Regions from separate parts of the Mus musculus genome. Here regions 1 and 3 are each linked to region 2. A link is a loop called in an ENCODE intact Hi-C map of the cell type or tissue named here. Cell type or tissue: heart. All regions are shown on one strand. Links, peaks and the distances in the headings refer to the core of each region. The heading gives the core; the rest is flanking DNA. Region 1 overlaps Rc3h2 (ring finger and CCCH-type zinc finger domains 2). Region 2 overlaps Dennd1a (DENN/MADD domain containing 1A). Region 3 overlaps Rc3h2 (ring finger and CCCH-type zinc finger domains 2).

Region 1 (10,889 bases), core at 3,686-8,685, 420 kb before region 2:
TAAACAACTTCACAGAAGTTAATTAAAAAATAATAAAAGTCAAACTAATCTTAAAGAAATGGAAGAAAAACAAAAAGATAAACTATTAGATTACTACCAGAAAGGCATGCCCTGCTTTTGTTTTTAAATATTGACTGAAATTTAAGCTTCAATAAACTACTACCCACAAATCTGGGGCAGAGCTGGTTGAACATACTGCATACTTTCAGATGCCAAGTGAAAATTTCAGTCACATTATGGCAGGGCAGAAATTATTCATGTTTTTAAGTATGGGTAATGTTAGCCAATGTTCTACTACTACATGGTTCAAAGTCTTATCAACCTAACAGTCAGAAAACAAGAAAATTAAACCCAACATGAAGTAACAATAAACAATATCTAACTAAATAATGCAATGAACACCCAAATTAATTTCTTTAAATTAAAGACCCAGCAATACCATCTTGTTAGTCAGTGCAAACGCTACATACAGGGTTTTCTCAAGAAAGCTGAAAGCACCTGATTCTTTTGCCAAGTCATCAGATTCAATAATGTACAGGCTTAAATCTGCATTTTAAAAAATTGCCATTACATTAGTGCATAATTTATCAAAATTGTAAAAACGATTCTGCATAACTTAGGAGAATTTAATATCTAGTACATCAGCTGAAAGACTTAGGCACTTGGTTATATTTTTAATTAATTACTTCAACAAGTAGCCTGTGTATAAATATTAACAAAGCAGAAACTATTCTTGAAAAATGGAAAATTAAAAAATTAAATGCTACAGATAAAAGCACTGCACTACACTTCTACATATAATGCAGTAAAGAAAGCTATTATAACCCTGTAAAACTCTATGGTAAGAACATCTAACTCCACTCTCAAAAAAAAAAAAAAAAGACAGAAAAGAAAAGGAAAAACAAAACAAAACAAAACAAAAAAAGAAAGAAAGAAAAATCCATGCAAAGTCCAATGAAAAAGATAAATAAAGCAGCTGGAATGAGATGGAAATTTCTCTCAGTGAAACATAAAATAGAAATAAGTTAATTAACTCTACTTTCACTAGATGTATCATTGTAGGATCCTGCTAGTTTAATAACTGAGTTGTTAATTTACTGTAGAAGCCATTTAAAATAGGAAATGGCTCAGTTACTGCACCGGATTGCTACAAACTCATAAAAAGCTGCTTGAAGCTTAAGTTAAATGTTGTCCAAATTCCAATAATTTCTGGAAAGTGAACATTACCCTAGTAAAGTAAATTTTCTTTTTTTTCATAATGCTAATGCAAGAGGGCTTGAAGTATCAAAGAGTCCACAGGAAATGGATGCCCCCAGTAATATCTTTTTTTTTAAAAAAAATATACATTATATAATATATATTATATATATAAAAAGCTAGTGTAAATGCTTCCATGGTGTGGTCACAGATTTGAAAGCTGAGCCTCCTTTCAGCTGTTAACCATCTTCCCATTTGCAATAGGTTTTAAAAAGTCGTTTTTATCTTCAGACATAACGTGAGTTTTCAGAATGAGGTTGCCAACACTGACAGATGTGGTGATGGGGAGGCAGCTTGCACTGCTAATAGACATTGGACGTGGCTGGCTAAAGCAAGATGTTACCGGCAGAATTGGTTTTTGCTCCTCCCTGAGAGAAAATGACAGTGAAAGCAAATTAACTTATGTACAATTTAAGAGTTATCACATTTGCTCTCTGAAAGCTACTTCAAACTCTAAGCCCACAGAAAAGCCTATCTTCTTTATTAAAAAATGTATTAAGTAGGGGCTAAAGAGAAGGCTCAGAAGTTAAAGCACAACTGCTACTCCAGAGGACCTGGGGGTTCAACAGCCAAAACCACACAGCAGTCTGTAACTCCAATCTCAGAGGAAGCAATGTCCTTCCGGGCCTCTTTGGGCACAAAGCTTGCACACACATAGACATATATGCAGTCAAAACACCCATACACATAAAAGCTAATAAATAAAAATTAAATAATTTTTAAAGTATTACAAGTCACTAAAAAGGTCATATTTTCAAAATTTAAAAATTAAACTTGATAATTTGTGTCATCTAATCAGTATTTTAAGACCAGGACCAAATATTTGGCAAAAATTATACAAAATAGCAATATAATAGCCAAGAACATCATAACAAGATTTTTTAAAACAAGAAACATTCAGCACAGGTTTTTGTTTGCTTTAGTTTTTAAGGTTTTTTAAAATAAAATTTATGTATACAGTATTTTGCTTTCATGTATGTATGTGCACCACATGTGTACAATGCCCTTGGAGGTTGCAAGAGGGGGGTTGAATCACTTGAAACAAGAGTTATGGATGGTCATAAGCCACCATGTGAATGCTTAGGCTCAGGAACAAACCTGAGTCTTCTACAAAAAACAAGTGCGCTTAACTGCTGAGTCACCTCTCCAGCCCCTTGTGGTTTGCTTTTTAGACTTTGTGGTTTGTCTTCCTCTGGAGTCCATGACAACTTAGAGCATATAAATAGCAGATTCTGCCTGTGCTTCCCAAATACTGAAATAATCTAGGATTTATTTTTCCATCCTATGATCTTCAAGTTTGGTCAAATTGAAGAACTATAACCTGATGTTAGAGATAAGAGAACTTTCATTCCCAAATTGAGTTTTGGTTTTAAAATAAACTGCTTTACTAGTTCAAATTCCTCTAAAAACACAGACTGACCAAATCATTACTTTATTATACAAGGTTTCCCCATAAATAGAAAAAGGCAAAAAAAAAAAAAAACAAAAAAAAAACAAAAAACCAAGAATCTACCAGCACATCTAGCGCTAAGTATTGATCGCCTCTACCCTCTGATTATGAAGGGTCTGTCTAACACTCACAGAATCACATGGTCTTCACCTAAACTCTGTCTCTTCGGCTTTCCTGGGTCCTTCTGGTGCTGCTGGGCTGGATGACCATTTTCCACTGCTGTTCCATTGAGCAACTGGTCATTTTGAGAACTGATACCAAGTTGTATGTCCAAAATTTCCTGAGAAAATAAAATGTTAATCCTTCAATATGACAGTATTTTATGTATTTTAATTTGCAACAAAACAAAGCCACTACTTATCCAATTGAGGAACTTACTTCAATTTGTTCACTCTGGCCATCAGGTTCATCAGTATCAAGGGCTGAAAGCTCTAACTCAATATCCCTATCAGGCTTTGTATCTACAGTGTCTTCTGTGTAGTCATTCTATAAATTAAAAAAAAATTATATTAATTTTATACCTGCAGAATCTCTTTTAAATAAAAATAAGAAGCCTAATGGTACAGTTAAAGATTTAGTTCAGAAGTCTGAGAGTGTATTGCTGAGAGGTTCGGTTCCCTTACCTCTCCATTTCTTAGTTCAATTTCCTTGCTTAGAAGATTTAAAGTAAGGTGACGGCCTTCATCCAGGGAATTCCACTTTTGTTGCATGGCCAGAGCATTAGCTTCCCTCTGAAGAAGTAATGAGTTACTCTTGGCCTCCATGAAGAGAGAAGAAAACATAAGCTTAGCTTTCAATTATTATTTTACGTTTTAAAAATCAAAGCTAAATATATAGAGCCTACCTGCTGAAGTTCAATGCTCAAAAGGTCTCCGGTACTAGAATGCTTTCTATGACCAGATAAATCAGTAACAATGAATCTGTCCCTTTAAAAAGAATTATATTTACTGTAGTTAAAGTGAGACATAAAGGAGCCAAAGCAATAATGACTCTATGTTCTTTGTAACGATCACTGAATGTGTTTTAGTCACTATTCCAAATGTAAAATTTGTTCCAGAAAGTTTTTTTTTTTTTTTTTTTTTTTTTTGAGACAGGGTTTCTCTGTGTAGCCCTGGCTGTCCTGGAACTCACTCTGTAGACCAGGCTGGCCTCGAACTCAGAAATCCGCCTGCCTCTGCCTCCCAGGTGCTGGGATTAAAGGCGTGCGCCACCACGCCCAGCATTCAGAAAGTTTTTACACAGCTCAAATTAGCAAGGCTTAATCCATGGACAACCAGTAATGATTTTTCTATTTTAGGTGCATGTAAGTTTGAGAGTAAAGGAAATGAGAGTATAGTTACCGTTCAATATAGTGTGCTGATGATGTAGCATCGTTGCCATATGAACTCCACCTTGAATCGACAGCATTCACGTAAGGGACATAATCTGCATGGAACACAGAAAAACAGTTTAGAAAGGCAGAAAATAAGCCAGACAAGGTGGTACACATCTGCAATCCCAGCACTCAGGAGGCTAAGGCAGAAGCACTGCCACAGCTATGCTTTGAGGCCAGCTGGGATATAGTGAGAACCTGTCTCAAAAAACTAAAAAAAAAAAAAAAAGAAAGAAAGAAAGAAAGAAAATTTAAAAATCAGAATATAAATATGTACTATTTAAAATGGCAATGTATTTTTTCCCACTAGCCAAAAATTCTACTTAAACCATTTCATTCTCATATTATTAAGTTTTCTACCTCAGAGGTTAGGAATAAACAGTACATGGTAAAAAAAATTCCTTGGTATTAGTAAAATGGCTTACCTGATACGCTGATGGGCTTAGTTGCACTTCCTTGGGAAGCAGTTGCCTGGACGGGATCTGTTGTATGGTAACCTGTTCGGGAGGATCGGGAAATTGCACCCCATTTTGAGATAATGGGTCCGTCACTAAAGGGAATAATTGGGTCTTCTTCTTTTGTCCTTCTCTGAGCTTCAAATAAATGCACTCTTCTCTTTACATCCCCACTGTCCAGGTCCTACACAGACCAAAAAATACCCATGAAAGAGCTGCTGACGATTGCTGTAGCTAAAGATAAAGTATGTTCTCAAAACACATAATTAGGTTTTTCTGGTCAACTTTATACTAACTTTAGATCTCAATGGTATATAACAACTATATTAAACTACCAAACTACGGTTAAATAATTTAAACATTACATAAAATTAGTTTTGTTGAAATATTACCCTGATACTTACAGGTAAGTTATACATAGCCAGAATATGAAAGACTAAAGTATTCATTTAAAAACTTCAGATACCAACATTATCTTCCCTACCTCCACCACCCCCTTCCCCAATCAAGCAAATCATACCATCAATACAGCATTTGAATTAGCAATTACGTCTTTGGGCTCCGAATCAATGGCATTTATACAAGAGCCTATGGTACCACAAGACCAGGGAGAATAATGGGAAAGATGGTCTTCCTCAAATTTTGCGCCACTCACACTCTCAGAGAACTGATTAAAAAAAGAAGGGGGGAAAGAAGGTAAATTAGTATGAAACCTAACTTTACAAGCTTGTAAACTAACTAATACTAAGTAACTATCATACAATTAAAGGATCATGTAGTTAATAAGTAAACTCTTTCCCATAACTAAATAACAGTTGGGTATGTTGGCTCACTTCCGTAACAAACATCATTTGGTAGTCTAAGGCATGGAGTTCAAGGTCAACTGGGATATATATTTGAGTTCCACTCCAGCCTGGCTGCACAAAGCAAAACTTCTCTCAAAATGAATGAAGCAAATAAATAAAGAAATCAGCTCTAAGCAATAATATCCATATATAATAGAAAATATCACAGCTTTTTTCCCTTTGTCTCATAAGTTATTTATTCTATACCTTTTTTCACTTTGGTCCTATTAAGTGATCTTTAATTTTTTTAAAAAATTTAAATGTTAATTATTTATTATATATGTACACAAGTGTCATTATGTGTGAATAGAAGCCAGAAGACAACCTGTAGGAGTTGGTTCTCTCCCTCTACCATGCGAGTCCCAGAAAACTGCTGCTGCAAGCACCCCTACTTCCTAAGATGTCTTACTGATTTAGTTCTCTTACAAAATTCCTGACCAGTACTATCAAAATCAATTAACAATGACACACTAACATGGTGTAATATACTTGGGAACAATGAGAAAAAATAAACACAAAACGGTTCATGTCTAAAAGTGATCTGTAACTCTCGAGAAAAGATCATGTAGCAAAAAAAGGAACATAATAAATCATACAGTATTAAATAGTAAAAGGAATTTAATGGCAGCTCTGAAGCTAAGAAAGGAAAAGAACAGATGTGAAAGGAAATAAGGCAATATAGTAATATTAACAGGACCCAAAAGTAAGAATCATTAAATCTAGTTTACTAATTATAGAGATAGGGAAACTGAGGAAAAGTCAAACATTTTGTCCTAATTAATGCAATTTGCCAATAGAAGAGCTGAATATCAGAGAAATACTTATTTCTTAAAGTATGCTGCATAAAACAGTGAAAATATATCTTCCTATTAAATGATATCTCTATCAATCATTGCCATGCTGTTTACCTGATTTGAGGCAGTCTTAGTTTAGTGAGATGAATATGAATAAGTTAAAAATGCAGTGTTTTATGACACACTCATGAACACAAGTACGAATCTAATCATGGTAGTTTCACTTAACACGTGTACATGCAGCACTAGGAAGGCTAATGCAGGAGAATTACTATGCATCTGAGGACATCCTGGGCTACCTAGTGAAACACAAAATTAGGAGACTGGAGAAATGGCTGAGCAGTTACATGTGCTTGCTGTTGTTGCTATTCCAGAGTACCTGTTTGGTTTCTACCACAGGGGGGCAGCAAACAACCTTCTCTAACTCCAGGCAATGTGGGCATCAGTACATTTGGCATATACCCACGCCCTCTCCCCACCCTGCTCTCTCTCATTCACATACACAAGCACAAACACACAAATATTAGAAAGTAAAAGTAAATCATAAACAACCAAACCAAACCAAATAAAACCCAACAAATTAAATTAAAAACAAATATGTATGTATACTTAGGACTGTAACAAAACAACCCAGTGGCAAGAAGTACAAATGAAACAAATCTGAACAAGTTGATAATTATGGAAATGATATGATAATTATGTGCAATTTATTGTGAGTCTACAATTTTGTATGTCTGAAGCTTTTCCTAATAAAAGGTATTTTACAAACTGTGGGTTTTTTTTTTTTTGTTGTTTTTGTTTTTGTTTTTGTACTGGAAACACTAGGGGTCAGGAATAAATCAGAGAATGTGTGTGTGTTAAAAAATTTTTCTCCAGCCAGATGATGGTGGCACACACCTTTTAAGAATTCCTGTACTTGGGAGGCAGAGGCAGGCAGATCCAGGCCAGTCTGGTCTACAAAGATAGTTCCAGGACAGTCAGGGTTACACAGTGAAATGCTGTCTTAAAAATAAATAAAGGGTTTTTTTTTTTCTATAAATATATTGTATTTAGAGAAATGAAACACACACATAACATACATTAAAAGAGACAGGTAGAATAGAAATCATTCTGTCATAGCCTTGTTTTCTTGTTTTGTTATAACAAGAATAATTAACAGAAATATAAATAGCAGAAGTAATACAGCAGGCGTTTCTCTACTTCTTATGAAACAGAAAAAAAAATTAGAATTCAAATAGCAGCTTCTTATAAGCAGAAAGATCTTACTTAAGTAATTACATAACCTCCCTGAGTTATAACCTATAAGATATGGATAATACTCAACCTCTAAGGTTTTTTTTTTTTTTTTTTTTTTTTTTGGTGTTTTTGAGACAGGGTTTCTCTGTGTAGTCCTGGCTGTCCTGGAACTCACTTTGTAGACCAGGCTAGCCTCGAACTCAGAAATCCGCCTGCCTCTGCCTCCTGAGTGCTGGGATTAAAGGCGTGCGCCACCATGCCCGGCTAACCTCTAAGGTTTTGTAAAAATTAAATAAAATAGCATTTTTAAAAGTAGTTACTAGGTATATGGTAGGTATAGATATGATTTTGAAGCATGCACCAATCAGGGGTTAGAGTGAAGCTCAGTGGTAGAGGATACTCAAGGCTCTAGGTTTGGACTTAGCCTAAAACCAAAACACAAACATAACAATAGAAATAGGAAATATTAAAGTCTATGCTGCAAAGCTTTTGAAATCCTGGTAGTGAACTCTTACCTTGAGACTCTCCTAACATTTAGCCATAGTCTACACACTGTTTACCAAACTAAATTAAACTCCATATAAAACTATTCCAAAATATCCAAAGTTGCCTTAGTTAAAGCTGTTTGACCATTAGGTTAAATAAAACCTTTCTTACATCCGATCGGAAGTCTACACTGAATAGAGGAGAAGGTGGTGTTGGTGACTGTGTGGCCACAGGAAGAGTTGAAGAGACAGGTGTTTTCTGGGTATGATACTGTGTCCACTGATCTGGCTTTCTTCTTAACTGTTCCTCACAACTGGTCTTCAAATGACCACAAGGTTCCTAAGAGGAATAAAAGAAAAATTGTTGGTCACCCTTCGAGTGGTAAATAAATTTAATGATGTTGTGAGAATAATGTAAACAAGTTTAATCTTGTTAGGACACACACACACACAAACACAGAGGTGAGGGGTGGGGGAGGAAAAATTGCCTTAGTACCTAGTGTTTTCTCCATATATTCAATAAAAAAGGGTAACATACTCAGCTGATGTCAAGTCAAATGTGAGAACTCATTTTTCTAGGTTAGAAGTTGTGTGTGTGTGTAAATGTGAAGCTACTGAAAAGAGGCCTTGTTTTAAAATTTCTATATCAGTTCCTAATTGAACATAACATTGAACACTGGTATGTATCAAGTCTTGTTCTAGGAGCTTTATTGTTTTTGAATTTAATTCTCACAACAGCCTTATTAATAAGTACTATTCTTATTTCCATCAAACATGAAAAAACAAAAAACCCTGTGCCATGCAAAGGGCAAGTAACTTCTCTAAATCACACAGTAAGAGTCTGTCTGGTTTGATTCAAGACACAAGGATCTCAACTAACACATGATAGCAACATTTTTTTTCCCCTTGGTTTTTCGAGACAGGGTTTCTCTGTGTAGCCCTGGCTGTCCTGGAACTCACTTTGTAGACCAGGCTGGCCTCGAACTCAGAAATACCCTGCCTCTGCCTTCCAAGTGCTGGAATTAAAGGTGTGCGCTACCACTGCCCGGCATGACAGCAACATTTCTATTTTCAACATTACTCACCCTTGGTAAAGGCACAGTTGTCCTTGGGTCATTCGGTGGCTGACAAGCCACTGAATAATATCCATCTAATGAGTTGTATCTTTCCCGTAAAGATGTCTGATAGACAGATGAGTGCATCACATCCATTGGAGGTAAAGAATTGCTTCTAATAATGTCATCTCGTTGGTACATAGCTGGGCGCCAGATGCGCCTGCTGTCATACACCGGAGCATACATTCCAGAGGGTACTGGAGGAACTGGTCCATACTGCTGCGGAGGAGGAGGTTGGTAAGGAGAAGAATTCATTCGATCTCGAGGGGAGAATGTACTGTAATGATCAGCATATGGCATGGAAGCAGGTGGGAGGGAGGACTCTGGAACATTACTGGACCTCACAAAGCGAGGAACACAGGGAGTCACACCAGCTGGTACCGTTGGAGGTGGTGGGTAGTATCCTTGAAAATTGAAAAGAAGAATATTCAATGTAATACCTTAGTAAAAACCAACATTTTAAAATGGTTTAAATTTAAGGCAGCCCTGAATGTGGGAAAATATAATCAGCATTGATCTTTATCTTGGTATACAAACTGTATTACTGTCAAGATACAATTATACTAATAAGAACATTCAACATTCTTAGAACTATTCCTTAAAAATAAAACTACAGTGAAGTTGGCAAATGACAGACTGATTTCCATTTAGTGAATCTTTTGCATGAGGTTTCATATCACTGACTCTTATGAAGCATTTTGGGTTCAGAGATTAAAAGACCTCTTTCAGAATTTATATTATTCATTTTCTTTTCAAATTGTACCAAAAAAAAAAAAAAAAGTGTAGTGGTACTCTCCTTTAATTCAAGAGGCAGAAGCAGGTGGATCTCTTAAGTCTGAGGCCAGCTTAAGTCTATGATTTTCAGACCAGCCAGGGTTATATATATAGTGGGATCCTGTCTCAAAATAAATAAAAATTATAAAAGCAGGGTTTTAGAGATGGCTCGGTGGTCAAGACCACTTTCTGTTCTTACAAAGAACCTGAATTCAGTTCCCAGCACCTACAGAGAGCTCACAGCCATTTGTAACCCCAGCTCCAAGAACACTGCAAACATGTGTTACACATTTATAGAGGCCAATGCTTATGTATATATAAGAGTAAAATTAAACCTTTTTTTTTTTTTTTTTTTTTGAGACAGGGTTTTTCTCTGTGTAGCCCTGGCTGTTCTGGAACTCACTTTGTAGACCAGGCTGGCCTTGAACTCAGAAATCCGCCTGCCTCTGCCTCCCAAGTGCTGGGATTAAAGGCGTGAGCCACCACTGCCCGGCCTAAACCTTTTTTTTAACAGCACACAAAAAACACAGACGTCATATTTTATACACCATTTCATCAAGGTCATTCATAGATTCTCTATTTGATTCTTACAAATGACAACTAGTAGTACCTGGGCAGAAGAGTGAAATAGACTCTATCTCTAACCAGTTATAAAAATTAATTTGGTATGAATTTGGTATGGATCACCTGGAACTATAAACCTACTAGAAGCAAGCATGAGAAATACCTAAGGTACTGGAAAACACAAAAACAAAGGCAAATCAGGTAAGCGGAACTATATCAAATCATTGAAAAAAAAAATCATCAGACTGAGGAGGCAACCCAGAGAATGAAAGAAAATATTTGCAAGCTATATATATGACAAATGCAATTCAAAACAAATCAACTTGTTAAGTATAAGAAGTAAGTTAAATAAACGTTTGTCGAAAGAAGACATTCAAATGGCCAACCAGTACAATAAGAATGTTTAACATCAGTAATATTTTAGAATATATAAATAAAAATCAAAATGAAATATCACCTCACTCCAGTAAGAATGGTTATTATTAAAAAAAAAAAAAAAAGCCAAAACAACAACATGGCTCAGTTGGTAAGAGCGCCTATTA
Region 2 (10,889 bases), core at 3,184-8,183:
CAGCTTCTGCATTGGCGCTCAGGCTGCAGAAGCCGATTACATCCTGTGGACACTCAGTGCAAGTGACTTCTGACAACTCCTCTCCCAGGGCATTGGCCTGAAGGTTTAGCCTCCCTTGAACTTTCCAGAGGCCTCTGACTTGGAGATGTGTCCTTTGTCATCTTTGTTTATCAGGCAGTGCCTTCTCACAGGAGTTCCCATGTGCAAACGCCAGGTGACTTTTACACAAGGAAGCTCGGTGTCTCCAGGTTTCAGCTGCCTCCCAAGGCACAGACTTGGGGGAACCAGGAGATCAGTAGAAGCTTTGTTAAGAGACCCTGGATGCTAAGCGAGAAGGCCTACTTGGTTCTTACTCTGTAGTGGTGAGGCCACTTTGCCCCGAGCTATCTCCATGCCCCTTGGGAGAGGGGAGAGGAAACAGGCTCTTGGGTGAACTGTTTCAGTTGCCAGCTCCTAAGATGATTCTTGTGGAATGCCAACGGAACGAAACATCCCAGTTCCACGTCAGTGTCACCAATGTGGCCTACACAAGTACTCTCACTTGGGGGAGATGGTGTTCTTGCTGAGACAAGGGGGAGGAGTGGAGCTTGTTCCTTTGTGTAGTCCTGCCCATGATGTAGTGTCCACTATGATTCCCTCATGGGGAGGGATGGTGTAAGTGGCTCAGAGCCTCAAGCATGCATAGGCTGGAGGACAGTGGCCTCTGCTTCTGCAGGATGGCTGGTGGAGGTGGCCAAGTGCCTGCTCAGGCAGCCATCCCCCAGAGCTCCTTGTAGGACTCAGGACTACAGCCCTCTCCCCAGTTTTATTGACCACATATAGAATTCATCGTTGGATTGCAAAGTCTACCCAGTGAAATGGACAGATGACAACAAACATGTGAACTACAGGTGTGTGCCTTCTTAGGCTGCCCGACACCCTGTCACCCTATTGGCCCACTAGGCTGTGGCACTGCCTCATCTTGGGTGGAACCCGGAATTTGTTAGGATGGAGGAAGTGGGGCTGAGGCCTGTCCTGGGACACCAGAATGCCAGAAGGCTTCCCACGACCCAGTGAGACTCCGCTCCCTGGTAGCTGAGCACACCACCAAGACAGAGCCCTGGGGAAGGAGGGCTACCTCTCTGGCCTAGACCTCAGGGACCCATAAACAACCTCTCAGACAGAGAGGGTCCCTAAAGTAACAGGTACCTCTGATGACCCCACCCCCTTGTTCCCAACCCCCAGAAACCCTGGGGTAGGCTGTCTGACCATTTACACATAGGAAATGAGAAATCAGGTCAAATGTGCACAATTTCCTGCATGTCTCTGATGGATGTTTTCTTAAACGGTCAGTCTGTGTTTTACCTTGGTTTATTGAAAGGAATCAATTTTCAAGATTCATCAAATCAATAAGGTAAAAAGGAAAAGCAAGATCAAAGAAAAAATAACAAAACATTTCATTATAACTTTGGTGACTTGGGCTCAGGAATTTCTGCGCTGTCGAGAAGCTGGAGAGAGTGGGGAGGGCTGGCTTCCAGGCCCCCACTTGCCGCACGCTCAGAGGCCACGTGTATCTTCACTCCATGGGGGAACCTGGGGAGCCCTGGGGCCCCACCTGGTCCTGACCCAGGAGCTCTAACAGCTGTGCCTCCCTCCCTTTGTCTGTGGCAGGAAGCTTGTCCTTTGAGTTGGAATCTGGGTCACTGCTGCCCAGCTCTGCCCATAAAGCTCCAAGTGGCAGGAGGCTGGGCCTGAGCTTTGACTGACACGAGAGCCCAGAGGTATGAGGGTGGCAGAGAGCTGAGGGCGGCTCCTAAGACTCAGGTTTGGAGCTTCTCTTATAAGTTAGAGTTGCTGGTGTTCCCAACCCCTGGAAGAGCTGGCTGGGGCTGGGTTTGCTGACCATTAGGTCTCCAGACCCCTGACCCTTCAGGAACAACTCCAGTTGGTGGTTAGGTGAAGACTCAGGAAAGAGTATATTGCTAGAGAGGTTTGGAGATGACCACCAGGGAGAAATGCCAGCCTAGGAGTGGGCCTCATTTCAGCCCCCCAAACACCCATGTCCCCCAAAGCTGTGCTTACACAGGTTGTTACTGACATCTGCCCTGTGGGGTGGGGCCCAGCAAAGGAGGAGAGCTGGGCTTGAAAGCAGCCTTGAGCTTCTTGACTCCTCTTGGGCTATGGGAGGATAGGATACAGCTGGTCCAGTTGACATATAGTGCAAAACCCACACAGGGTGCCAAGGGTGGCGGCAGGCAGCTCTTCTGGGATGGCCATTCCCAGGGCCAGGCCTCAGAGATGGGCTGTGGAGGAGGGGGCAGAGTCCCTTTGCCCCATGAAGCCTGGCTAGAAATGGGACGTTGGGGAGGCACAGTATTAGACAGTGGCACAGGCCTGCTCACTCAAAGGTCTCCCACTGTCTGCGGAGCTGCTCCACGGAGGTGGAGGCTGGGGCCAGGGCCGGGGCTGGGCTTGGGCTCACATCTTGCTTGGTTTTTCGCAGCAAATCCTCAAAGGGGTCTCTGGCCTGTGTAGGAACAGAGGGCTGCGGGGTTGGCTGTAGGCTCTGGGGCGGTCTGGGAGGCAACAGTGGGGATTCACCAGGCCTCAGGGCCAACCCCTGCTTGGCCTCAGCAGCCCTGGCACTTGAGCGGGCCAGAGGCAATGTTCGGATCCTGGAGGGGGCAACGGCTGGGGGGCCAAGTGGCTGCAGGGGACTAGTGTGGGCACCCATTGGGATCTGGCCAAAGAGGTTGGGCATGGAGAGAGCAGAGAGGTTGGGCTGAGACCTGTGAGGGGCATAGAAGCCAGAACTAGACAATAGAATGCTAGGTGCATATGCTGGCCCTAGGGATGCTGGAGGGGTCCCAAAAGGCCTGGCTGGTGTAGAGCTCAGGGGCATGGAGGGTGGTACTACTGGCACAGATGGGACAAAGGGATTGAGTGGTGTCTGTACAAAAGGGGTGGGTGTCACTGTTGGGGGGAAGCTGAGCTGAGGGATGAATGGGGTGGCTGCACTGGGGGTAGCAGGATGTGATGGGATGGTGCTGCCTGACCAGGCTGTGTTAAGTGGATCCAGGAGAGCGAGCAGGGCATCGCTGCCTGTGCCTGCAGCTCCTGGGGCTGGGCTGGGTGGCTGCAGAAGTTCTGTGGGACCTTGGGGGACAGCTCTGGGGAGCAGCCCTGACAGGAGGGCTGGACTCAGAGCGGCTTGTCTTTCCCGGTCCATCTGCAGTGGCTCTGAAGAGAAGTCACCAAGTGGGCCGCCAGCAGCCTGGAGCTTGGCTGGCCGGGCAGTGGGTGGTGGAGGCACGATGCCCAGCTCAGGGGTCTTTCTGCCTTGTGGCCTGGGAATGGTGATGCTGCCCGGAGTTGGGATGGGAGTCTCCTCCTTGATGCTGGGGCTCAGGATGCCCTCCTGGTTCTGGGGTCTGAGAGGCAGGGCTGGGGAAGTACCAAGCAGAGCTGAGGGCTTCTCAGGGGAGGTTATGGAGGGCTTGCTGGGGATGGCCATGTCGTCCTGACCCAGACTCCAGAGCTTAGTATATGGATGAGCAAGCTTCAAGGCTGCAGCCATGCTAAGGCCCCTCTCACTTCTGCACAGGTCCAGTCTCTGTGGGGAAGGAGGGAGGAAGTGATGACCACTGGTTAGCCCAGGCAACCCTTCCTGCATGCCAAGCACATTGCTCCTGGGACTGGGAGGAGTTGCAGGTACCCAAGACACCTGCAGAGATCCAAGCCCTACTGTGTTCCACAAAAGGAATACAAAGGAATCTCCTGTCTTTTTACAAATGCCTATGCTTGCCAAGCAGTTTCAGGAAAATGTTTCCATCTGTGGGCCACCTAACAATGGCTTGAGCCTTTTTGCTGTTCAGAGATTGTGGTGTCTTTGATTACCCTCAAAGGGGCAAGTGTAACTCTAGGCCTGGCTGAAGGGACAGGAGCCAGAGAAGAGATTGTATTTGAGTCCTGACCATGCCTCCATTTGACCTGGGCTAGACTAGAGCTGCTTCATTCCCAGAAGGTGGGATAATCTATGAATCCCAGAGAGGGGAGCTGACTGATAGTCGCACTGGGAGAACCAATCCATAACCCAGGAGTTTGATCCAAGGAGCCTGGTGGGCTTGGACAAGCCTTGCAGCAGCCAACTATCAGATAAGAATGGAGGCAGGCAGACACCCCCTGCTGTGCTAGCATGATAGATAGCTCCCCGTGATAGCTGGTAACAGTGTACTGCTCCAAATTGGGTGGGGTTGGAGTACTAACACAGGGGTGGGGATGTGATGTCCTATCTCCCTGGCCCCTTCCACTGTGACTAGGAGGACCTTGCTCATTAGGAGACACCCCATCAACTACTGTTCCCTACTCCCATCATACCTGGTAATCAAAGCTCCCTGGCTGTTCCCGCAAGTCTTTGGGGGCCCGGAGATCCTCCAGGCTCTTGGCTTGGCCCAGCGGCTGCAGTGGTGCCTCCACGTCTAGGCTGCTGAAGACATCTTCTAGAAGGTCAATGCTGGCAGCTCGGTCAGGTGGAGCAGGGGTAGGTCCCCAGGGTTCTCGAACTAGCTGCTCTGGACTCTCGGTCTCATCACCTTCTGCGCTGTCTGATTCTTTCAATGTCCGGTATGGCTGTGGCCTAGGAGGAGACAAAGCCAGCTGGATTTTCTTCTAGGGAATCTGTGGGAGGAGCAAGTGGCTCTAGCCCTTGCGACACCAAGCCCCAGGACCAATGTTTTGTGGTGCTCCTGGGGCCGGATTGGGTTCTTTAGTATGATTGGTGCCTTGGACGGGATGCTCCAACTCTCACTTTCTCTGAGGAGATGGTGAAGCGCCCTAGGGCCCAAGGTCTATAACATACAGCCCAGGTAGGAGTGGAGGGACATAGCAGGCAGATGCATGCATTCCTTTGTCCCACCTGCTTCCTGAGTAGTGGCCAACCTTAGCTTTAGAGTCAGGTCCAGAGCATGAACCAGGAGCCCTAGCATCTCTAGCGAAACTTCTAGGCCTTAGCTTATATGATTTATGTTTGAGCCCTGGTTCCATACCTTGCCAGGGGAACCTGGCTGAGTCAGTTAACCTTTGTAAATCTCAGCTGCTCAAGTGGTGGTGTGGTTCCATAAACAAGCGCAGAGGGTAGGCTGAGGCTGGAGCAAAGCACCAGCCAGCAGCCCACCCTCTGTGAGCTCTGTGTAGCCACACAACTTTTTGGGAGAGCTGGGGTAAGTAACAGCTGACTCGTTTTGCTTTCCCACTGAGTTTTAGGGCACCACTGATCTGCGGGAGGCAGCACCAGCCCTGACCTCTGGTGAAGGCTGGCCAGTGCAATGAATGCCTCCCTTTTAGGGTCAGGCTGGCTGTGCACATGGTGTTGGTGAAGTGGACTGAGGGCTCCACCTGCTGGTCACAAGCAGGCTGACACCAAAGGTCCACTGAAAGAGGAGGAAGTCCCAACTCCATTCATCAGACTTTTCTGTTTAGGACTTACACCCTACCTTACAGATGAGAGCAGGGAAACCCAGAGAAGTTAAGTAAAACAATTCTGTGTGTCCCAGCACCCAGCAAGGGGTGGAATGGAAGCAAAGTTGGAGGCTCTTCAAAGTCTTTTTGTTTTGTTTTGTTTTTTGTTTTTGTTTTTTCCGAGACAGGGTTTCTCTGTGTAGCCCTGGCAGTCCTGGAGCTCACTCTGTAGACCAGGCTGGCCTCGAACTCAGAAATCCACCTGCCTCTGCCTCCCAAGTGCTGGGATGAAAGGCGTGCGCCACCACGCCAGGCTTGGCTCTTCAAAGTCTTTTCCTCACTGTGACCAAGGAACTCAAGAGCCTTTAATCTAAGCTGAGCACAAAGGAAGGGCTGGGGTTAGGAAGAGTCCCTCCTTCCTAAACAGGAGACAGTTTTCTTAGCCCTTTTGTGTTGTGAATTAGGATGGGACATCCCCCTTTAAAAACACACAGGAAGCCTTGAACTGGCTCTGGGTACAGGCTAAGGAAATGAATTTTAACCACTGCTTCTCAGTGGTAGAATGTGCAGCATGTGAGGTCCTGGGTTCCATTCCTAACATTGTAAAATTCGGGGAAAAATGCCAGTCAATCATTTAGTTCAGAGGCCTGTTGGGGTAAGGCTTAGGGCAGAGTCGGTGGGAGTCTTCCAAGTAGGTTGCTTTCCTGCAGGGTGAGTCGCAGTTGCCACTTAGATGAGCATGTGTTGTTTCAATAGCTCTTTTTGCTCCCACTAGTAATAGCTACATCAGTGGACACATTAGACCTGTGATAGCACTGACATTCCTGCTGGGGAGAAGCTGAATCTTCAAACATTTAAAAGAAAAAGATCAAAGAGAGAATGAAATTACTAAAAAGGTATGTGTGAAGCCCAGGGACTGTGAACTAACAGGGACAAACCACTGCTATTGTACCAGTGAGCTGGCAGCAGGAAACGAGCAGGGGGCAGAGCAGCCTTGACTTAGAAGGTCCAGGATGAAGCCATAGGGAGCAGATCTGATGCTGGGAACTTGCTAAGGTCAGAGAGCTGGGAGGGGCTGAGGATGGGGACAGTGGAGGGCGACAAGGACCCCTGACTGTGAGGTGGACAGCAGCTGGCACTCTGGTAGTTGTGGGCACATCGCTGAGGCTCCTGGGAAGTCCATTTGTATGTAAGGTAAGCCTTCTTTTCCTTGAAAAGAAAAATGGTGTTTGGAATTTGTATGTAACTTACGTCATAAAATAATAGAGTTAAGATGAAATTACTTTTAGGAAACCTAGGTAGTGCTGGTGGTGTGTATGCCTTTAAACCCAGCACTCAGGAGGCAGAGGCAGGCAGATCTCTGAGTTTTAGAATGTGTTCCAGGACAGCCAGGGCTACACAGAGAAACCCTGTCTCAGAAAAAAAAGAAAAAGAAAGAAACCCAAGTAGATCATAACGTGTGTGTGTGTGTGTGTGTGTGTGTGTGTGTATGCATAGTATATATATTTAGAAAGGCTCATGTATATAGCTCAGACTGGCCTGGAATTTGCTATGTATCCCAGGCTAGCCTCAAACTCACAGTCCTTCTACCTCAGCAGAGACGACAGATGTATATGTATATGGCCTTTTACTTTACATCTGCCTTCCTATCTCCATGGCTTTCTAAGATGCACTGAGAAAAGGAGGGTCAGGAGTCAGGCTTACTGTGGTCGCCAGTTCCACTGATGGAGTCGTCTCCCCTTGTAAGGAATGGGGATCAGTGCTTCAGTCTCACCTGATACCTTTGCTGTCACAGCCCTGTGGGGCCGGCACAGTACGAGCCTGAGAGAAGGCCTGTAGACATGGCAGCCACCCTGAAAGTTGGCACCCAGGAACGTTTCTCCCCATGGCAGCAAGCAGCCCCAGTCCCCCATGCTCCCCACTGCACCCAAAGAGTCACCAGGCTGAGCCCAAGGAGCTGGAAAGAGGAAGAGAGACCATTCAAAGGGAGCAGAGAAGAGAAGGCTTTCAGTGAAGCCAGTGCTGGGGGCCTCTTCCCGTCGGCATTCCTCATCAGAGGAGTCTTCAGAGAGGAAGACAGCATAGTGTCGCAAGGGCTTTACCAGGCTGGACAAGAGAGAAAAGAAGAGGCAGTTAGGACACCATGAGAGCACAGGGTGAGGGGAAGGCCCAGGGCATCCACTGGGGTAAGGAGGCTGCCTCCAAGCCGAGAGGAAGCTGCATTTGCTATGTGTGCCGAGGGCTTTGAACTCTCACCCAGAATGTCTGACCTGGTTACCCACTTCTAGCAGGCTAACCCTAAAATAACACTACTTTCTTTTTTTTAAAATTTTTTTCTTTTCTTTTCTTTCTTCCTTTTTTTTTTTTTTTTTTTTTTTTTTTTTGGGAGGGGGTTTTCGAGACAGAGTTTCTCTGTATAGCCCTGGCTGTCCTGGAACTCACTTTGTAGACCAGGCTGGCCTTGAACTCAGAAATCCACCTACCTCTGCCTCCTGAGTGCTGGGATTAAAGGTGTGCGCCACCATGCCCGGCTTAATTTTTTTTTCTTAAAATAAATTTTATTTATTTTATGTATATGAGTACACTGTCTTGGTCTTCAGACACATCAGAAGAGGGCATTGGATCTCATTACAGATGGTTGTGAGCCACCATGTGGTTGCTGGGAATTGAACTCAGGACCTCTGGAAGAGTAGTCAAGTATTCTTAACCGCTGAGCCATCTCTTATGCTTAAAGTACTAAACACTCCCAGCAAGCAGAGCTAGGAACTGCTGGCTGAAAGCTATCTTCCCATTAAATATAATGCTAATGAAGAGAATGTAAAAGCATGGCACAGTTGCTCTCTTTATGATTGGGCTTCCCACACCTGTAGGCTCCATCTCTATAGTTCCAATCAGCTGTGAGTTACAAATGTGTGGGTGTGGTGGTGCAGGCCTTTAATCCCAGCAATGGTAGGTAGAGGCAGGTGGATCTCGGTGAGCTTAAGGCCAGCCTGGTCTACAGAGCAAGTTCTAGAACAGCCAGAGCTACACAGAGAAACCCTGTCTTGCAAAACAAAACAAAGAAAATGCTTGGAAAAACTGCATCTGTACTGAGCATGTGCGGTCTGTACCATCATCACGTTCTTCCTCAACACAGCTCAACGGCATCTACACAGCATGCATGCTGGATTAGGTATAAAAAATGTAACCTAGAGATGGTTTCAGTGTACTGGAGGGTGTGTATGGGCTCTCTGCAGACACCATACCATTTCACAGAACAGGCATGAGCATCCTGGATTTTGCCATCCAGACCTGGTTCCCTGAGGATACTACATCCCTCATCTCTTGTGGGAAACTGCACAGGAGAAAGACTAGAAAAGCAAGTGCTTAAATTCCAGCAGTGGCTAGTGGGATTGTGGATGACCCCGCCTTATGCTTCTTCTTCTTCTTCTTTTTTTTCCTGCAGCATGCATATCTCTACTTCAGTAATCAAGGGGGAAAAGTTAAGGAAAAAGTGAGCTATGTGGAAGCAGCCCCCGAGAAGACCCTCTTCTGATTAGCTGCCCTCTCTTGAGTCTCCCTTGGATGCTTCTTCAGAGAGTCTTTTTCATCTGTGATGTGGAAATTAAATATTCATTGTTATAAAAAATATATCTCCCTTGTCAGCCACCTGTGTGCTCTAGCTCTATAAACAAACACACACAGTCCAGAGAGTCCACACCTGGCTCCTATCAATTATATACTGACCAGCAGTGCCCAGGAGAGGTCACAGGCCCAGGAGAGGAAATCTCCAACTGTGGCAGGTTCAAATCCTGACCTCACCATGAATGCCTTTGTAACTAACACCTCTGCCTCTGTCAATGGTTGGGCTCACTGTGAAGAGACCTGAGAGGGAACAATGAAGTTTTGAGGAGACAGAGAGGAGAGACAGGGTAGTAGGCAGGGCCACCTGTTCTTGGGAGCAGCCTTCCTACACTTTCCCTGTTGGAATTCCTTTCAGGTTTTATTTAGGAAAGGGCAACACATTTGAAACGAGTACAGGAAAGTCTGAACAGGAGGCTGGGGAGAGCCCTGGGATGGCCAGTGTTCTGATTTCCATTCCTAGAGCTAACCTGTTATTACTTGAAGTAGCTCCCAGAGCCATCCACAGCCTCAGCCCTTCTAGCCATTACACCCTCATTTTCTCCCCTGTCCCTGAAGGCTGGTCATGAGTTTTATCCTCAAACTGCAGTGGAAGTTGTGGCTAGCCCAGGGCCATGCACCACGGGTAGCAGGTGCAGGGCTGTGATAGCCTCCACTTGCAGACCACCTGGATATCCCTAGGATGAGATGCCTCAGCTCTTCCACAACTGGAGGAGGACCAGCTCATGGCAGAAGGTTCTGCATGATGAAACATGTCTCATCTGGCCTGGCACAAAACTAGGTCCCTGCTGCTCTCATAGGCAATGAGGCTAATCCACTGCAGAATGACTGAGGAGGAATACTCAGATGCTGGAGTAATCTGCTCTCCCGCCCGCCTCCCATTGCCCCTGCTTTCTACAATGGGGCAGCCTCTAACTGAGACAGGAAGCTCTGTGTTCACTTCACTCTGGGCAGCTTGAGGTGCATGCCAGGGATGGGTGGGTTGGAGGGCCAAGCCCTGGGGCCCCTTTCCAATCCATCCTCGGCACTTCAGCTTGAGAACCATCTCTGAAGGACATCCTCTGCCCCTCAGCTCTTGTGCCTGTCTATCCTCAGCACACTGACTGCTCTTCCATCCTGAAGACCTGACCTTAATATTACCCCCTAGGGAAGGACCTGGCTTTCCCAGCTCTCCCTGCTGTAGTTCTTGGTGCTTCATGGATCGCAGATAATCTGGAATTCTGTTCCTGGCTGGGCTATAGGCCAGGGGCTTGACCTTTGCTGCTTTTCTTCTTCCCAGGGCCCACATTAGAAGGATGAAGGAATGAGGCTGGGATGCTGGGGATCTATCTCCTCCTCTTCCCCCTAAGCACCAAATATACCACCCAGGTCTTTTCATCACTTCAAGGCTCTAATAGATGCACCTCCTCTTCGGATTCTCTACTTGCGTCCTGAGATGCTTAGACACAGGGTATACAGGACCAAGAGCAGATGCCTCAAGGCAGAGTTCAGGTACAGGCCCCTGGGAGGGCCCTGTGGTGGAAGTACTGTGATCTAAGTTGCTGGAGGTAGTCTGTCACTACTTGAAGTGGCTCTGAGCAAGCACCCTAATGTGTAGGACTGTCACACTAACTTGATGGAGTCCACCTGTCTAGTCATCTCCCCATTTGTCTGAGCACCTACAGGAACACTTCTCGCCTATGTTTAAGCAGATCTAGTGCTTGCTAGGCACTGGGGACTATTGATGAAGCACAGAGAAGCAAGCAGATAGCCAAGCCAGGAAGTGACTGGAGCCAGGCTGTCCTGAGGATCACAGTCCTGTGGATACACACAAGAGAATTTAAGCCCCCACC
Region 3 (10,889 bases), core at 2,036-7,035, 410 kb before region 2:
AAAGACTCTTTTCAGGGCCATTGCTGTTTTGATTGTGAAGATTCTGTAGTTCTGGTTAGCTGGGGCTGAAGAATCAGCTGTGATTAACAAGATACCAGAACTACTAAAGCAAAGACTTTGCATTACTGGGACTACTGATGCTGGTTAGCTGGAGCTAAGAAATTAGCGGTGATTAAGAAGAGACCAGCATCATTGAGGTGACATCTTCTGGGAAGTGTTTTCTGAAAGCACAGTGGCTGTATTCCAGATATAGCCAAAGTTGTACCTTGTGCTGTGGCTGGACTTGGTAATGTGTAAGGGTCACCCAGGTGGTACTGGTTTTGAAGGCATGAAGAAGTTGAGCAGAGCAGCTGAGGCTTGGCACTGTGAGAGGCCATGGAAGGCCATTGGTGAAAGTCCAGCCTCAGTTGCAATTGATGGCCCAGGACTGAAGGGGTCATGCAGTGTTTTGGAGATGCCAGTACCATGAGATGACCACCAAGAGCAGCAGCAGCAGTGGAGTACAGGCATCTGGAGCTTAGAGGACGATGTGTGTGCTACAAAGGGCATGGCTGGAGAAGTGACCCAAGCCCTTGGAGGAGTCCAGAAGATCGTAAGTTGGATCCCAGATATTGGACGGTTGGAGATTGACTTTTGCTTTTGGTTGTGGCTGTGCCCTGATATTTTCCCTCTTGAAGGAAGAAACTGTTTTAGTGGAGCCCACAGTTAAGAGACTTTTAATTGTAAAAAGACTTTGGATTTTAAAAGAGATGGATATTTTAAAGAGATTGAAATTTTAAGAATATGTAAAGACTGTGGGACTTTTAAAGTTATTTAGATCTTGGGGATGAATAAGATTGTAAGGGTTGAGGCTTACTAGTGATGTTTTTGTGTGTCAAGTTGACAAGGGGTCAATTGTACTGGCTAGTTTTGTGTCAACTTGACACAGCTGGAGCTATCATAGAGAAAGAAGCTTCAGTTGAGGAAATGCCTCCATGAGATCCAACTGTAAGGCATTTTCTCAATTAGTGATCAAGGGGGAGATCCCCTTGTGGGTGGGACCATCTCTGGGCTGGTAGTCTTGGGTTCTATAAGAGAGCAGGCTGAGCAAGCCAGGTGAGGCAAGCCAGTAAAGAACATCCCTCCATGGCCTCTGCATCAGCTCCTGCTTCCTGACCTGCTTGAGTTCCAGTCCTGGCTTCCTTGGTGATGAACAGCAGTATGGAAGTGTAAGCCGAATAAACCCCTTCTTCCCCAACTTGTTTCTTGGTCATGATGTTTGTGCAGGAATAGAAACCCTGACTAAGACATATACCAAAAATTTATTATGGGACTGGAGAGATGGCTGAAGGCTGCTTTCTTAAAAGGACCCAGGTTAAGTTCCCAGACCCCACATGACAGCTCACAACTGTAACTCCAGTTCCAGGAGATCCAACATCTTCTGGCCTCTGCACTCACTGCATGCCCAGTAACCAAGCAAGCAAACACCTAACAGAATTACTTAAATTTAAAAAAAAAAAAAATTCTCATTATTATATAGCTTAGTCTTGGCCCTTAATTCCTATATAATGTTCCCTCAACATTCGTGGTCAACGCAACAAAAAACATCTGGCATCACTACACTTAAACTATTAACTGCTGCGCCATCTCTTCATCTCCCCATTCCCAACCCCCACCACAGGGCTTCTCTGTGTAGCCCTGGCCTTACTGGAACTTTGTAAGTTTTGTAGGACCAAGCTAGCATCAACCACAGAGAGATCCACCTGCCTCTGCCTCCCAAGTGCTGAGATTAAAGGCATGCACCACCACATCTGGCCTGTTTCTTTTTTAAACATATACTTAATATAGCTAGCTATCTTATCAGTTCCACTTTCAAAGTAAATTCTAATAACGATTTTTCATCATTCCTATTGCTATAGTCCCCAAAACTTACATTTCCAATCTTGTACCTGGACCATCATAAAGTTAAAATGGCTCCCAACCATATACACATTAGAGCAATATTTCTCATTTCAAATGAATAAAGCTTTGTAGTAGCTTTCTTCTATGACCAGAATACAATACACTGTGGCCACTAAATGTTTAAAATCATCTATTTGAATTCATTTACTGTTCCTCTTAAATTATTAAAAGCACCTCTCATGATATTGAGCGTGAAGCAACCTATTATTATAAATATTTCTTGAATTAACTATCTTGGGTTTTTCTATTTCTCAGAAGGCAGTTTTTAGAGATTTTTTTCCCCCTTGAGACAGGATCTCTATATAGCCTTTGCTGGGTGAAAATTTGCTAAGTAAACTAAGCTGGCCTGCAGCTCAGAGATAGAGATGCAACGGCCACCGCCTCCTGGGTGTTAGGATTAAAGGTAAATGCTATCACAACAATTTACAAGGACCTAAAACACGGACAGACTCTTGAGTGTCTACATTTTATTTGGCTGAACCAAACTGGTGAGACTGGGTTCAGTGAGAGACCCTGACTTAAAAAATTGAAGTGGAGAGGTGCACAATCACACACACATGCGCACACATGGAATGCACCTCCACAAACATGTATATACACAGGAACATAATAATTATATGCATATAAATCTCAGTGAGGCAGTAATATATAATTTTTAAAAGCCAACATGCTACATATACATTGTTTCTTTTTTAACCCTTTGTACAACCTCTGTTTGTTTGCAGCACAATACAAAGAATAAGGCTAACTGGAAATATGAACAAACCGGAAATTATCTGGTTCTTCATTGGAAACACTGAGTTTATATGTGAAATACTGTCTAGGTACAAGGAAGATAAAAATGAATAACCCAAGAGATAAATGATGTCCAATGGAAATATACAGGTAAATGAATAATTAAGAAAAAGCAAGTCAGCAGGGTGGTGGTGGCAAATTCCAACACTTGGGAGGCAGAGGCAGGCGGATTTAGGAATTCGAGGCCAGCCTGGTCTACAGACTGAGTTCTAGGATGGCCAAAGCTATACAGAGAAACCCTGTCTGGAAGAACCAGAAGAAAAGAAAAAGAAAAAAACAAGTTTACAATATTAGTAACTGTGTAAAGAACATTGCTATTTCAATGTGTTCTTCAAAGTTCAAGGTTAGAATTTTTTTTTCCAAGATAGGATTTCTCTGTATGAAAATCCTGACTATCCTGTGGACTACTCACTCTGTAGACCAGGCTGGCCTTGAACTGAGAGATCTGCCTGTCTTTGCCTCCAGAGTGATAGGATTAAAGGTTCGTCTCACCACCCTGGACTCAAGGTTGGAATCTTAATCCTCAAAGTTTTAAGTGGTGAGACACCCTAAATACTTGGTTAGGAAAACCAGTATGGTACAGGTTCACCTTCTCAAAGAACAACTCAGTTGGAAGAAACAGACTAAACAGAGAAGGCTGGCGGAAAGGATCTTCTGCTCCTTCATAGCCACTACTCACGGAAGTATTTCCCTAGGGCAACACACACAGAAACTACTGCTACCATGGTCCAAGGGGCCAGGCTGTAGCCTTTCAGTGTCACGGAGTTCAGAGTTAGCCATTAAGGCCAGGCAATGTATTTTTAGGAATGTTGTTTTTTTCCCTTTGAGACAGGGTTTCCTTGTAGCCTTTAATGGCTTAAAATTTGCTATGTAGACCAGGCTGGCCTCCAGTTCACAAAGATGCAATTGATACTGCTTCCCAAATATGAATTTCTTTCATGAAATTCAAAGATGAACTTCAAAGGGCCATTACATGAAGCAGTGAAAATGTAAACAAAGCTAAGATGGCGACTCCCAAGATTTTGGAGTTGCCAGGAATCTAAATCTGATTGATTAGCCAAATTGGTATTTAGCTATAATAAGTATGGAGCTGGCCCAAGACAGAGGCTATATGCTTGAGCTAGACAGATGAGACTACTCAAATGCTTGGAGTTCATGGGACTCATTAAAACCCCAGATGCACACATACAGTTATAGGTTTGAAGTTTACCTGCTGAGTTTCAGTTTGGTTTTACTTTTCCTTGTAGTGACCTAGTTCCTCTTTTTTGGAGTGAAAATGTTTGCTCTGTGTGATTTTAGGTTGAAACTACTTGACACATTTTTTTTATTTTTAATTGTATAGGGTTCAAAATTTAAGAGGTTGCCTAAAAGGCTAAAGAGGTGGCTCTGCAACAAAGAACACTTGCTGCTCTTGCAAAGGATCTGAGTTCAGTTCCCAGTACCCACAAGGTGTTCAGTTATAACTCCAGTACCTGGGGATCCAGCTCCTCTATGGAAACTGCACACATGTACATACACAAACATGCAAATGAAACATTCATATATAAAAGGTAAATTTAAAATTTTTAATTGCCTAAAACTCAGATGAGACTTTGAAAACAAAGTTTTTATTGTATTTTTTATTAGATGTTTTCTTTATTTACATTTCAAATGCTATCCTGAAAGTTTCCCTATTTCCTCCCCAGCCCTGCTCCCCTACCCACCCACTCCCACTTCTTGGCCCTGGTGTTCCCCTGTACTGGGGCATATAAAGTTTGCAAGACCAATGGGCCTCTCTTTCCAGTGATGGCCGACTAGGCCATCTTCTGATTCATATGCAGCTAGAGTCAAGAGCTCCGGGGTACTGGTTAGTTTATAATGTTGTTCCACCTATAGGGCTGCAGATCCCTTTAGCTCCTTGGGTACTTTCTCTAGCTCCTCCATTGGGGGCCCTGTGATCCATCTAATAGCTGACTGTGAGCATCCACTTCTGTATTTGCCAGGCACTGGCAAAGCCTCACACAAGACAGCTATATCAGGGTCCTTTCAGCAAAATCTTGCTGGCATATGCAATAGTGTCTGGGTTTGGTGGCTGATTATGGGATGGATCCCCGAGTGGGGTGAAACTTTGAAAATTTAAAGAGTTGTTGGAGCTGTCAAAAACCAGAGGGCCCTTTGAAGTTGAACTGAATGCACTTTACATTATGAAATAGTCACAAGCCTCTAAAAAACAAAGGGTAAGTTTAAAAATGATGTTTCAGCATCAAACTGAAGGGTGGACTCCTGATAGTTAATATTGACTGAAAGCTTTACAAAATCTAGAAACATTTCAGAGAGTCTATGAGGGATTTTGTTGATTAATTGGGTGGAAAGACTCACCATAACAGCAGGTGGCACCATAACATGGAGTAGAGTCCCAGACTGAATAAAAAGAAGAATGCAAGTCGACTCAGCATTTACATATCCCTACTTCCTGACTGTGAATGTAATGTCCCTCATGATTTCACCCCATGATGGTGAACTGTACCTCTATATTGTAAGGCTTCCATCCTCCAACTGCATTTGTCACATAATGTATTACATCACCAAGGAAAGTAAGACAAGTAGTACTTAGTGCTTTATTGGTATATTATCTAAAAGATGAATCATGGCTTGAAAGGAAGGATTGAACCAATCATGTAGTATAGTAAAGCATCAATTAACAATTTAAAACAAAGGCTAGAAATGACTAGACAGGTACCTTACAAGGCATTTTCAATAAAAATGAGAAGGGTAAATAGATGAAGAAGTAGTAAAATGGATGAGTTGATATATTAACTGATAAGTAAAAATGGTACCTAGTACAGAATATAACCAATAAACTGGGTATTATAATTACTGTTCTCTTAATTACTGTTTTTGTACGACCAAAAAGGATAAAGATCAGAGAGGATAAAAGAAAGGTATAGCTGATTTATAGGTATATATACATACACACACACACACACACACAAACACACACACACACGGGTTCTAGGTGAGTGTGAAACGACACTGAACCTACAGATTCCTTTCTGGCTTGTTTTGTTCTAATTAAACTCAAGCCAAGTTCTTTCAAAAGAACTGTATCATAGAGCTGGCAAGATGACTCTGGGTAAACATGCTGGCCACACACACCTATAACAATCTGACTTTAAAACCAAAAATCCATAAAAAAAAAGAAAAATGTGATTGTGGATATCTGTAACCCTGGCATTCTCATGACCAAGATGGGAAGCACCTGAGAACTGGCCAGGTAACCCAGAGTACAAAGTGGAAGGAAGGAAAAGAAGGAAAGGAAGGAAAGGAAGGGAGAGAAGGGAGAGGAAGGAGAGAAGGGAGAGGAAGGAGAGGAAGGAGAGGAAGGGAGGAAGGGAGGAAGGAAGGAAGGAAGGAAGGAAGGAAGGAAGGAAGGAAGGAAAACAAAAGGAAGGAACTGACTTCCAAGAAGCTGACTTATGACTTCCACATAACTGTCAGAGAATGTGCATGGACATGCTAGCATATGCCACATGTAAATACATTATTTCATTTTTTTTTTAAAGTTCTTAAAACCACAAAATCTTTAGTTATTTTTAACAATGAGTGTTTTAAAATTAGTGTTTAAAAGCTAAAATACTCTATTTCAGGTATGAATAAGCTGAACATATTTCCTAGAGCAGCAATTCTTAACCTGTGGGTCTTAACCCCTTTGGGGTCGTTGAATAACTCTTTCACAGGAATCACCTAAGAAGACCATTGCAAAATACAGATATTTACGATTCTTTTTTTTTTTTTTTTTTTTGGTTTTTCGAGACAGGGTTTCTCTGTGTAGCCCTGGCTGTCCTGGAACTCACTTTGTAGACCAGGCTGGCCTCAAACTCAGAAATCCGCCTGCCTCTGCCCCCTAGTGCTGGGATTAAAGGCGTGTGCCACCACACCCAGCTGATATTTACGATTCTTAACAGTAGCAAAATTACAGTAGCAGTGAAAACAAGTTTACGGTTGGAGGTCGTTACAACATGAGGAACTGTATTAAAGGGTCGCAGCACTAGGGAGGTGGAGAACCACTGTCCTAGAACCTAAAAAAATGGCACAGTGGTTAAGAGAGCATCTACTGCTCTTCCAAAGTTCAGATCTGAATACCCACTGGGAAAGACTCACAATTGCCTAGAACTCTAGCTCCAAGGGGCATATGTACTCTTCTGGCTTCCATTGGCATTCATACAGAGATACATACACATGTATAAGTAAAAATAAATATTTAAAATTTTTGTTGATATAAATTCTATACCCAGAGCTGCCTTTGCCTAAATAATCCAGCCATTTTGGTTTACCTGGCCCTTTTGACTACCATTTACTCTCCTGGCCTCTGCGTTTCTTGGCCTCCCACCCCTCCCCCATCACCTCATAAGGCCTGGCTCAGGGTCTTGTTCACTTTGGACTCTCCCAAATGTCTCTGCTTCTGGCTATGCTCTCTTTTATCTAAAATAAGCCTTCTCCTCCACCCTACCTAGGAGCAGTCATGTCCTCCTTTTTACTTTGTTTTTATTCAGTAACTTATAGGAAAATGTTAAAAAGAGCAATCTCCAGAATAAGAAAAATTATCTATATTTAACATTTTGCCTGAGATTTTGCTGGTATGTTCAACTGAACCTGAGCAAATAAGACAAATAACAGTACTTTCATTCTACATTGGTAATGGAAACACGGATTCCAGTTTCTAAATATGACTTTTTCAAATATGACTTGTTAACACTAATCTTATACCTAGTTTAATCTGATGGATTCATAAAAATGGTTATTTTGCAATTCACATTACCTGTATCTTTGAAACATCACAAAAGTTAATACTGTATATAGCACTCCCTCAATGACCCTACATAAAAAAAACAACAACATTTTTCCAGACTTACTTTTCAAGCTCTTCCTGAGAATGGGCAAATGTACAATTTGTTCCTCGTGGACAACCCCCTTGTTGTCGTAAATCTCGGCACATACTAGTTTTATACTTGCTGTTTGGCTGTGGCTACACAAACAAAATATTTAGCAAATGGAAAAGCTATCAATTATTATTCACTCATTAGACTTCAGAACTTAAAAGACTTAAGTCTTTTTCACATCAGACACATAATTCTCATGCATGCAGAAACAAGTTCCATTCACCATTTCCTACTGGAAGAGTAATAGAGATCCTTAAGGAAGCCTTCAGGCCTTCTTTCTGAAGGTTATCTGAAATTGATTCAAATTTATACCTACCTATTTCTCAATCTTCAAATTGTAGTAACAAAATAATTTTTAAAGGAACTTAAGAAAATGGGAAGCTATGATCTTTACCCATTTAAAAGCTTCCCCCAAAAAGTTGAAGTAAAAAATTATTACATTATTAGTTGATTTACAGGCACAACTCTATTCATAGGCAAACAATGAGGGAAAACAATAAAATGCACCATCAGACAGACCCTGTGGTAGTGGTGCATACTTATAATCCCAGCACTCAGGAAGCAAGGCAGACAAATCTCTGTGAGAGTTTCAGGACAGACAGGGCTACACAGAGAAACCCTGTCTCAAAAAACTAAAAAAAAAGAAACTAAAAAAAAAAACCATAATATGCATCAAATTCTTAAGAAATTGCTCTTACTATTGTGACCTTAAAAAATAAAAAAATTATCATTCAGTTGACACTAAATAATATAGTAGTTTCTAAATAAAATATGAATAGAATAAAAAGTTAACAGATTTTGGAGTACTTTTAGCCCTACCTTGTTAGATATTGATAGCATAACTTTTAATATGATATTTAACTCAACTGAAAAGACATTTGGATAAGGGATTATATTTGAACTTCCTCTTCTAAAGTACACTACAAATATTTAGGAATTTCAAATTCCAAATATATTATAAAACAAATTCATTTGAGAGACAGCAAAGAAAAAAAAACTTTCAGCTATAAAAATACCCTCTAAATTCCTTATAAAAAGAAATGCCAACCAAGTACAATAAAAAGGGAGTTTCTCTCAAAAGTACAAAATAAAAATTTGCAAGAATGCTATGCATGTCACTCAGTGTCAGACAGGAAGCCCTGGGCTCAAAGCCTGTGCAGCTACACATGCACATACACATGAACACCCTCCTTTCACACACATAACTTCTAATAGGGAAGGGTTATATACATAGTCCATTTGCCAATAAGATTGTTAGTACGTTCAGGATGAAGCTGTCTTGGACACAGCAGTAGTTAGAAATGTAGTCAATTTACCTGAGGTGTCTCATGGCCTTTTCTACTATAATTTTGTATGAAGTCCACAAGACCATGAACAACTGTTTTAACAGCTACCATTGCATTTTCCAGTTGCTCCCAAGTTGGTGAAACAGCATCTAAATTAAGAGTCAAAGGGATGGGGTTGGGGTTGGAAGAGACAACATATCAACAGTCATTCCTGGTGCTATTTACCTCAAAGTTCCATAAAGTATAAGCACTTTTCCCACATACCTGGATTAGGGTCTATGTTTGCAAGAAGCTCTAAATGAGGTCTCAGCCTATTTAAATTAGCAGGGTCACCAGTTCGCTGCAAAACAATTGTCAATTCCTGGACACTCTTTGCAAATGATTCTGGAGACTGTAGCTAACAGGGGAAAAAGAAAAAAAGGGATTTTTTACTCTGGATTTTTGAACATACCTATATTCAAAATGTTTTCCAATGAATCACCTTACTTAATAGTTTTCAAGTGTCTTCAGATTTCATAATAGGACAATCAATGATGAACTAAATTTTCACCTCAGAATCTGCCCTATGAAATTCATCACTAGACACTTAAAAACATTATTTATCAGCTATATTAGCTCTCTGGGGTGAGAATGTTGATAAAAGTTTTCAACTTTACAATGCTACAAAGGCAAAATATATTCAGTAGAGAGTGTTCCACATTTTACATTTAATTTCATCAAGGGGAGTGATGTGAAGTACAGTAGTCACACTGTCATGAGACAATGGCACTGACCTACAGCTCTCAGTGAGCACATAAGTAGCTAATACTCCACAAAGACCAGCGTGGACAATGTTCTAAGTCATCAAGTTCACTAGGTTAGATACGTGTATTTTCTACTCAGGCAGGCATATTAGGTTATTAACAGAGAAGGAAGGATCTATGCTACAGTATTTTCTGAGACAGGAAGGGTACAAAATCTAACCTTACAAACCTTATCAATGATAGACTGCATGTGTGATTTATGAGCCAAGTCCCCATACAGCAGTGAAGACCACTGCTCAGGTGAAATACGGAGTCCTGCTTCCATGGCAATATGAACAATCTGGGCATCATGTTCTCTGCGTAGTGCCTCGTAACTCCGAAATTCCTCCTTTAGCTGCATCAGGGAAGAGTCTTCATCCCTTTTAGTAACCTAAAAATGGGAAGGAAAAAAAAAATCAAACTCATTAGAATTGGTCTGCCTTTTTCTCTTATCCAGTTCATTTACTGTGGGTGTGGGGATTGGGCTGAAGGGGTTATATACCAGACACCACAAAAAGTACAAAATGCCAATAGAAACTCCTTTTCAGAACAAAACAGAAAGTATATAATTATGTACGCAATCCTTTTCTTCATTGAGTTCATCAGCATTTGGCAGGAAAGAAAGATTTAGAAACAAAAAATTATAGTAAGGGTGTAGTTATAGGGTCTACAGCAACATAAACAAAGCCAAATAAATACGACAAGTAAATAGAAGGAAAATTTTCAGAAAATGTTTTCTCTTGGCTCACGACTATGTGAGCTACATCTCTAAAAATAGAATTTCTTTAGGAAAAAGAGGAAAATCAAATTCTAAAAAACAATGCCAGGCAGTGGTAAAATATGCCTTTGATCCCAGCACTCCACTCAGGAGGCAGAGGCAGACAATTCTCTATAAGTTCAAGGACAGCCTGGTCTACACAGTGATTTCTAGAACAGCCAGAGCTACATAGAGAAACCCTGTCTAGAAGATGGGAGAAAATAAAACAAAACAGCAACCTACTAAACAAACAAACCAACCAACCACCCCAAATGAGCAGAGGACAGAATTAAAAGTTCTCATATATGCAAGAAAAGACTCACAGATGACCGTAAGTACTATGGTAAATTAGATATTAAATTCTGAAGGGAATGAAAAGTCACTGAGAGTTGTTACAGAAGCACTATGA

What was found. Peaks named below come from ENCODE experiments on the same cell type or tissue, not always from the same donor. Only the 100,000 strongest peaks of a DNase experiment are listed, where the experiment ranks them.
Region 1: a loop joins it to region 2, with 2.8 times the contacts of the local background. A loop is called at or near these places in 2 of 42 quality-filtered maps.
Region 3: a loop joins it to region 2, with 3 times the contacts of the local background. A loop is called at or near these places in 2 of 42 quality-filtered maps.

Annotation. Positions count from the first base shown.
Region 1 is chr2:37,373,804-37,384,692 of GRCm38, forward strand. It overlaps Rc3h2 (ring finger and CCCH-type zinc finger domains 2), which reads right to left. Exons shown (of 22, transcript NM_001100591.1): 13 at 8,980-9,413; 14 at 8,067-8,234; 15 at 5,055-5,201; 16 at 4,505-4,718; 17 at 4,048-4,132; 18 at 3,552-3,633; 19 at 3,331-3,465; 20 at 3,086-3,193; 21 at 2,839-2,987; 22 at 1-1,625. The coding sequence ends at 1,430. Among named protein-coding and RNA genes, the nearest start is that of Pdcl, 20 kb to the left of the region's middle. In heart, for the core only: a CTCF peak has its summit at 6,560 (motif pointing right); no DNase peak of the experiment used is centred there.
Region 2 is chr2:37,797,659-37,808,547 of GRCm38, forward strand. Dennd1a (DENN/MADD domain containing 1A) reads right to left here. Exons shown (of 23, transcript NM_001362973.1): 21 at 7,414-7,542; 22 at 4,357-4,615; 23 at 1,332-3,592. The coding sequence ends at 2,378. It overlaps Crb2 (crumbs family member 2), which reads left to right. Exons shown (of 13, transcript NM_001163566.1): 13 at 1-1,445. Among named protein-coding and RNA genes, the nearest start is that of Crb2, 27 kb to the left of the region's middle. In heart, for the core only: a CTCF peak has its summit at 5,374 (motif pointing left); a DNase peak (open chromatin) is centred at 5,346; H3K27ac peaks cover 1,338 bases.
Region 3 is chr2:37,390,616-37,401,504 of GRCm38, forward strand. It overlaps Rc3h2 (ring finger and CCCH-type zinc finger domains 2), which reads right to left. Exons shown (of 22, transcript NM_001100591.1): 7 at 9,914-10,114; 8 at 9,206-9,338; 9 at 8,972-9,090; 10 at 7,629-7,741. Snord90 (small nucleolar RNA, C/D box 90) reads right to left here and starts at 9,513; the gene lies at 9,446-9,513. In heart, for the core only: a CTCF peak has its summit at 5,099 (motif pointing right); no DNase peak of the experiment used is centred there.